2 separate regions of the Homo sapiens genome follow, and region 2 is linked to region 1. Evidence: chromatin contacts called from ENCODE Hi-C or POLR2A ChIA-PET data. All regions are on one chromosome and are shown on one strand. Each heading gives the region's core, a stretch centred on a gene start or an enhancer-like site at or near the end of the contact. The rest is flanking DNA. Distances are from core to core; before and after follow the strand shown.

Region 1 (4,000 bases), core at 645-3,144:
TCCAAACTCATTCAATTGTACATTTAAAATCTATGCATTTTATTATTGTTATTATTTTTTATTTTTTAATTTACTTATTTATTATTATTATTTTTTCAGACAGAGTTTTGCTCTTGTTGCCCAGGCTGGAGTGCAATGGCATAATCTTGGCTCACCACAACATCCACTTCCAGGTTCAAGCGATTCTCCTGCCTCAGCCTCCTAAGTAGCTGGGATTACAGGCATGCGCCACCACGCCTGGCTAATTTTGTATTTTCAGTAGAGATGGGGTTTCTGAGGCTGGTCTCGAACTCCCGACCTCAGGTGATCTGCCCACCTCGGCCTCCCAAAGTGCTGGGATTACAGGCTTAAGCCACCACGCCTGGCCAATCTATGCATTTTGTTGTATGTAAATTAAACCTCAGTATTGTTGATATAAATACACACGTGGAGCTCCCTCATGGTCTGTCAGCCTGCAGTCAGCAAGATAACCCCTTCTCCCTGAATCATGGGTGATTAACAACCCCAGTCAATCTACAGGCAGCTCATCAGCACCCCCAGGAGGTGAGCTGGTAGCTCACACTCATCTCCCTGGCAGAGGCCCTCAATGTGACCTCAACCAATGACCATTCCCAGGCCTTATAGAATGCTGATCTTGTTGGTCTCAGCCAACAGAAGGAACTTGACCCCTGAGAAGGCTCCTTTATCAAGACACAAAGTGGCCAACTTTGCAGTCAGAGACTTGGGGGTCCAATTCCAGCATCAGGCTTCCTTCAGCACTGTGTGACCTTGGCTAAATCGATTAACCTCTCTGAAATTCAATGCTCCAGAAAGTCAAGAAGCCAATTGCTCTCATTTTAGTATCTTCCGTGTCTGGAACATAAGTTTTTAATTTTTGTGTTTTTTAAATTTAATTTAATTTTTTTTTTTAATGCCTAGTCTCTCTCTGTCACCCAGGCTGAAGTGCAGTGGCACAATCACAGCTCACTGCAGCGTCAACTTCCCTGGCTCCAGGGATCCTCCCACCTCAGCTTTTCTCAGCTTTCCAAATAGCTAGGACCACAGTCACACCCCACCATGCCTGACTAATATTTTTGTATTTTTGGTATAGAGGGGGTTTCACCATGTTGCCCAGGCTGGTCTCAAACTCCTGGGCTCAAGCAATCCACCCACCTTGGCCTTCCAAAGTGTTGGGGTTACAGGTGTGAGCCACCGTGCCCAGCCTGGAACGTTAAGTCTACTGAAAGAACTATCGCACAGTGCTGTGGCAGGACTGCTGTTCTACATGCTTGAAAAGTAAAAGTGTTATCTGCTCCCCTGGATAAAATGTTTCTTAACATCTAGGAGATCTTGAATTCCTTTGAGAATCTGATGACAAACCCTGTACCCTCTCCTCCCAGGAAGATATACAGGTCATTTTACATATATCCCCATGCCTGGGATGCCATGGGCCCTGAATTAAGATCCCTTGGTTCTGGAGCATCTCACTTAGGCCTGAAGGTTCTATCAAGCATTCTTGCAATTCAGCCATCATTTGTTCTGGATCGGATTCCTGCCAGAGCCTTTATCCTCATTGTTTCTTTTTATCTCCTCCATGACTCTCTGATGATGGTCTGCAGATGAGGGAAATAAGACTTAGGCCAAGTGACTTGCCCAAGATCATATAGTTAGTGATGGCTGCTGTTGAGATTTGACCTCATTTGTGTCTTCTGATTCCAACCCCCACTCACAGAAGCCCACAAAGGACCCAGTAGCTGAAAAGCTTCCTAACGACTGCAGGAATGACTTTGCCCAAGTCCAGGTCTGGAAAGAAGATTCTGCAACGGATGAGTGACCCCAGGCCCATCCTAAGTGCAGGCCTCATGCCCAGCTCCAACATGTGTCATCACCCCTCGGTTTCTCAACTCAGCCCACAGCGGGCGGGGGTGGTGGGGAGCAGAAGAAGGGAAGAGAAACAGAGGAAATTATAAAAAGAAGTCTCAGACTGAGTCATAAACATGAGTTATAACTCAGAGAGAGGTTCTGGAAAGAGAGTAAAGGTCATAATGAAAGGGCTCCCTCTTTTCATGGGGCAAGGATGCTTAAATGAGCTGACCTGTCCAGGTTCTGGATATGATTCCTTCTACTTAAACCGGTGAGAAGGCCAGGCGTATTGGCTCAGACCTGTAATCGCAAGGTTTTGGGAGGCTGAGGCAGGAGGATCAGTTGAACCCAGGAGTTCAAGACCAGTCCAGGCAACATGGTGAGAACCCAGCTCTACAAAAAAATAAAATAATAAAATATAAAATAAAAATTAGCCAGGCATGTTAGTCCGTGCCTGTGGTCTAAGCTACTGAGGAGGCTGAAGTGGGAGGATTGCTTGAACCTGGGAGGTCGAGGTTACAGTGAGCCATGATCATACCACTGCACTCCAGCCTGGGTGACAAGGCAGAGTAAGACTCTGTCTCTAAAAAATAAATAAATGAATCATATGAGTAAATCAAGGTAGAGAGATTAAATGGCTTGCCCAAGATCCACAAGCAAGTGGTCAAAGTTGGATTGTAAGCCAGGGTTGTTTGTCCCTCAAGAAAAAAAGTTTAACAAAACCAGGACAGCTTAATCCCAGGTCTGCACTTAACCACACTACTCTAGCCTGCTTCCCACGTCCTCATGTTGTTTGCTTATAACTGAGCAGCTCCGTACACACTTCACACGCTCTCTCCTCTTTATTATTTATTTATTTATTTATTTTTTCTGAGACAGTTTCACTCTTGTTGCCCAGACTGGAGTGCAGTGGTGCAATCTTGGCTCACTGCAACCTCTGCTTCCCAGGTTCAAGCGATTCTCCCGCCTCAGCCTCCCAAGAAACTGGGATTACAGGCATGCGCCACCATGCCCAGCTAACTTTGTATTTTTAGTAGAGATGGGGTTTCGCCATGTTGGCCAGGCTGGTTTCGAACCCCTGACCACAGGTGATCCACCCGCCTCAGCCTCCCAAAGTGCTGGGATTACAGGCGCGAGCCACTGTGCCCGGCTATTATTTTATTATTTTATTTTGAGACAGAGTCTCACTCTGTCACCCAGGCTAGAGTGCAGTGGCACGATCTCGGCTCACTGCCGTCTCTGCATCTCAGGTTCAAGTGATTCTCGTGTCTCAGCCTCCCAAGTAGCTGGAATACAGGCACTTGCCACCACGCCTGGCTAATTATTTATTCATTTTTTGTATTTTTAGAATAGATGGGGTTTCGCCATGTTGGCCAGGCTGGTCTCAAACTCCTGGCCTCAAATGATCCGCCAGTCTCAGCCTCCCAAAGTACTGGGAATACAGGTATGAGCCACCATGCCCGGCCAACACTCTCTCCTTTAATGCTCACTATCGCTCTGTTTGACAGTTGAAATGTCAGAATAGTGAAGCAACTTGCCCAAGGTCACATGGCAGGTCAGCATTAGGGCTGGGATATGATCTCGGGTCTGTCTAGCTCTGCCTGTTCCCATTACCCACTGCTGCCTTCACAGATGAGTGGGGCAGGAGCTGAGGCGGGAGGGAAAAGGTGGGGACCACTGCAAAGGCCCTGGGAAATGATGGCCCACGAGGGCCTCCTGCTCACTTCTCTGGGTCTTTCCCTCTCCTTGGAGTAGCCTTAGTACCACTCCTTTGCCTGCCACCTGCAACTACCTCCACTGGGGGTGGGGTGCTCATGTAGATCTCTCTCCTGCTTCTGTTGAATCATTTCTCCCTTGGGTCCCCAGGAGTTAGTGGGAACCCCCCACAAGAAGTGGAAGCTACTCAGAAGCCCTCAGTTCAAAGTGGAGGAACTTTCCAACTGTGTGGGGGATTGCCTTGTGATGTGGTGGATTCTCCATCACTGGTGGTATTCGAACAGAAATTGGAAACCATCTGTGGGAGATTCCTATAGTGGGTGGAGGTTGAGTCAAGGCCTTTAGAGCCCTTCTGACTGTGAGATTTTTTGAGTCACTGTGGGAAGATATTTAGCCTGTGCACCAGGGTTGGTTGAATAGTAGGACACACATGAGCTTGGAG
Region 2 (4,000 bases), core at 541-3,040, 160 kb before region 1:
GTCCTTCTCCGATCTCTCCAACTCTCTGTTGGCTGCTTCTACCTGATGGCCTCCGGCATCGTCCAGAGCTCCATCTGGCTTCTATCTCTAAACTCCAGTTTAGGAGGCCTGTTTCATTCTATGGTTTAACTATTAACTACCACACAGGTAACTCGCAAACTTGTATCCAGACTCAGGTCTTACCCAAGTTTCAGTTTCTTATCTCCAACTAGAAACTGGACATTTGTTTTCAGAAATCTTACTATATTATATTCCACAAAATAAATATGGAATTTAACTTTTCCTCAAAAATGAGACTCCCCCTGCCCACCAGTCAATCAAAATCTTTAAATATTCCACCACACAGAACCCACTTATTCTCAGTCCTGTATTCTTTCCTGCATGTTCCACATGTGGGAGCAGGTGGCTATGCAAATGAGACAGAAGGACCAGAACTCCATACCTCTTGCCAGAAGTAGTTCTACGGTTTAACTTATTCCACTGCTTTAAGACTCTCCCGTTTTCAAAGCATACTACAAACTAATGGATCATTTTTGTAAAACATTAGTTTTATCACATGATTGCCCCAGTTACCTATCTGCAAGCCCATAAGATCAGATCTAAATGGCTTAAGCTCAGCAGGATCCCTGTGATCTAGCTTTCCTTCCTGTTACTTCCCACCCCTGGAAGCTGACCAGCCCCCAAGTATCTATACTGCACCTCATCCCCATCCCTGCATGGCCTCTGTTCAAGCTGGACTTTCCCTTTGTAACTAACCACTTAAATACATCCACATCTAGCTCATACTGACTGAACTTCAACATGACTTCTTCCTTCAACTATTGAGACATAAATGGATCAGTGACTTCACCAAACTCTGACAGCACTCATTATAACATACAGGCACATGGTCTTCTGTTTTATGTCTATTTTACTAATGAAACACAGGAGGATCCTTTAGGAATCATCGTATCATATTCGGAATCATGGACCCAAGAGTTCAAATGACCTCAGAAGTCACACAAGTTCAACCCTTGTCAAATGTCTGTTTGTCTTCTACATAACACCCATAGCAAAAAGTGTGCCAGGTTTTACTCCAGGGACAGGAAACTTACCTACATCTCTCCTCATCCTCCAGATCCCAAAAAAACTTACTTGTATGTCACACTTGGACTTAAATCTACAGACAACACGTAGCCAGGTTTTAAAGCATTAACATAACTTGGCCAGGTTTTTTTTTTCTTTTTTTTTTTTTTTAAGATGATCACTCTGGTGATTATGCTGAGGACAGACTTGGAAGGAAAAGAGGAAGAAAAGAAACAGAACAGTCAGAAGTTTGTGGCAAGACACCAGGTGAGAGATAACAGGGACCCGAAAAAACAAAAGGCAGTGGAGAAAGAGAGGGGAAACCAGATTCAAAAGCAAAAACCATTTCTGTGGTAGACTAAGATTTGGTGACCAACTAAGTTTGGCCCCACTAAAGGAAGGGATCCAGTGATGAGCACCATAGAGCAGAGGAGCTCCCAGGGTGGTACTGGCAGGGCAAGGGCTCCGTTACCCAGGAATAAACTGCACTGAGGCCACAGCTACAGGAAGTCTAGTTTCTTTCAAGTCTCTTTTCTTTCTACCATTCTTAACCCACAGTGTGCCTTCCAAATAATCAAGAGTCAAACTACAGTGTAAATCACCACTATTATTCTAGTTACCGCTGTGGCTTCCTAGTCTAGTAATTTTTTTTCCTTCCCTTAAAGGTGACTACCTACTTCAGTCTCATTCCAATTGTGGTCTTCTGAACTGGCAGCATCTGTACCACTTCAGAGCTTGTTAGAAATGCAAATTCTTAGGTCCCAGCCCACACCTACTGAATCAGAATTTCTCAGGTAGAGGCAGTAATTCAGGTGATTCTTAACACACGCTAAAGTTTGTGAAGCACTAGCTAACCTCTTCAGATCACAGCTTTCAATCCTGTATCCATTTTCCATTACTCTATCCTAGGTACACTTTCAAGACCAAAATGTAAATTTACAAATGTGTCTCAGTAAGAAAAGTTACAGAAGCTGGGCCGGGCGCAGTGGCTCATGCCTGTAATCCCAGCACTTTGGGAGGCCAAGGTGGGTGGATCACAAGGTCAGGAGTTCAAGACCAGCCTGGCCAAGATGGTGAAACCCCATCTCTACTAAAAATACAAAAAAATTAGCCAGGCGTGGTGGTGGGTGCCCGTAATCCCAGCTACTAGGGAGGCTGAGGCAGAGAATTGCTTGAACCCGGGAGGCGGAGCTTGCAGTGAGCCCAGATGGCACCACTGTACTCCAGCACTCCAGCCCTCCAGCCTGGGCAACAGAGACTCTGTCTCAAAAAAAAAAAAAAAAACAAAAGAAAAGTTACAGAAGCTGGGCGCAGTGGCTGACGCCTATAATCCCAGCACTTTGGGAGGCTGAGGTGGGTGGATCACTTGAGGTCAGGAGTTCGAAACCAGCCTGGCCAACGTGGTGAAACCCTGTCTCTACTAAAAATACAAAAACTAGCCGGGAGTGGTGGCGCACACCTGTAATCCCAGCTACTCAAGAGGCTGAGGTAGGAGAATCGCTGGAACCCGGGAGGCGGAGGCTGCAGTGAGCCAAGATCGTGCCACTGCACTCCAGCCTGGGTGACAGAGCAAGACTCTGGTAATACAGTCAAGCTGCTCCTGTCAGATGTATACTTCCTGAATGAGCACTATAATGGATGCTGCTCAGGTTCATCTATTCAGTAAGTTGGAGCCTACTATATGCCAGGCACTATGGCAATAAGCAACCAGATGCCAGGCACTATGGCAATAAGCAAGACAGCAAGTCAGTCCTCAATGAACTTGCATTAAATAAGTAATTTAAATTACACTTGAGATAAGTACTAACAAGAAGTATGGGTGCTAAGAATTTACTATAGGCTGGGCACCGTGGCTCATGGCTGTAATCCCAGCACCTTGGGAGGCCGAGGCGGGTGGATCACCCAGGTCAGGAGTTCGAGACCAGTCTGGCCAACATAGTGAAACCTCGTCTCTATTAAAAATACAAAAATTAGCCGGGTGTGGTAGCGGGCGTCTGTAATTCCAGCTACCTGGGAGGCTGAGGCAGGAGAATCGTTTGAACCCGGGAGGCGGAAGTTGTTGTGAACTGCGATTGTGCCACTGCACTCCAGCCTGGGTGACAGAGTGAGACTCCATCTCAAAAAAAAAAAAGAGTTTACTATAGCAAAGGAACCTCATACAGTCTGGAATAGATCTCTACCTGCAAATCGGGATTCACCTGGGACAGCTGCTAACCACACCAATGCCCAAACCCCACATGAAACAAATCAGAACTCTGTGAACTCTGGGCATTAATTTTTTCTTTTTTTTTTTTTGAGACGGAGTTTCGCTCTTGTAGCCCAGGCTGGAGTGTAATGGCACCATCTTGGCTCACCGCAACCTCTGCCTCCCAGGTTCAAGCGATTCTCCTGCCTCAGCCTCCCTAGTAGCTGGGATTACAGGCGTGTGCCACCATGCCCAGCTAATTTTGTATTTTTAGTAGAGATGGTGTTTCTTCATGTTGGTCAGGCTGGTCTCAAACTCTCGACCTCAGGTGATCCGCCCACCTCAGCCTCCCAAAGTGCCGGGATTACAAGCGTGAGGCACCGTGCTCGGGCCTGGGCATTAATTTTTAAAGATAATACACTCCCCTGGGTAATTCTAACATGCAGACACAGTAGAGAACCACTGGTCTTGGGCATCACATGATAGGTACTGGGGGCACAGAGGTCAATAACACAGTGCCTGCCTTCCAGGAACTTACCATTTAAGTAAGTAGAGTCAGGCCAGGCAAGGTGGTGCATGCCTATAATCCCACCACTTTGGGAAGCCAAGGCGGGCAGACTGCTTGAGCTCAGGAATTCGAGACCAGCCTGGGCAACATCGTGAAACCCCATCTCTACTAAAAAGTCCAAAAATTAGCTGGGCATGTTGACTCACACCTGTAGTCCCAGCTACTCAGGAGGCTGAGGTGGG

The links. Hi-C counts contacts between places; a loop is a spot of excess contacts on that map. ChIA-PET counts read pairs that join two places held with the same protein, here RNA polymerase II (POLR2A). Pooled maps may share reads with other maps.
Region 2: a pooled map shows a loop between it and region 1 (5-fold over the local background). The contact joins two enhancer-like sites. A Hi-C loop is called at or near these places in 1 of 168 maps with a recorded cell type or tissue (B cell) and 7 of 50 pooled maps. POLR2A ChIA-PET finds 5 or more read pairs at or near these places in 5 of 52 experiments (AG04450, K562, Panc1 and 2 more).

What each region holds. Positions count from the first base shown.
Region 1 is chr1:26,580,850-26,584,849 of GRCh38, reverse strand. No RefSeq gene overlaps it. Among named protein-coding and RNA genes, the nearest start is that of MIR1976, 28 kb to the right of the region's middle. RefSeq lists an enhancer at 1,845-1,914. Within about 2 kb of position 1,894, at least 4 of the 41 ENCODE cell types and tissues checked have a DNase peak (open chromatin) inside an H3K27ac peak, as active enhancers do.
Region 2 is chr1:26,737,226-26,741,225 of GRCh38, reverse strand. The region is part of intron 4 of ARID1A (AT-rich interaction domain 1A); the gene reads right to left. Among named protein-coding and RNA genes, the nearest start is that of ARID1A, 43 kb to the right of the region's middle. RefSeq lists a silencer at 1,491-1,540. Within about 2 kb of position 1,790, at least 3 of the 41 ENCODE cell types and tissues checked have a DNase peak (open chromatin) inside an H3K27ac peak, as active enhancers do.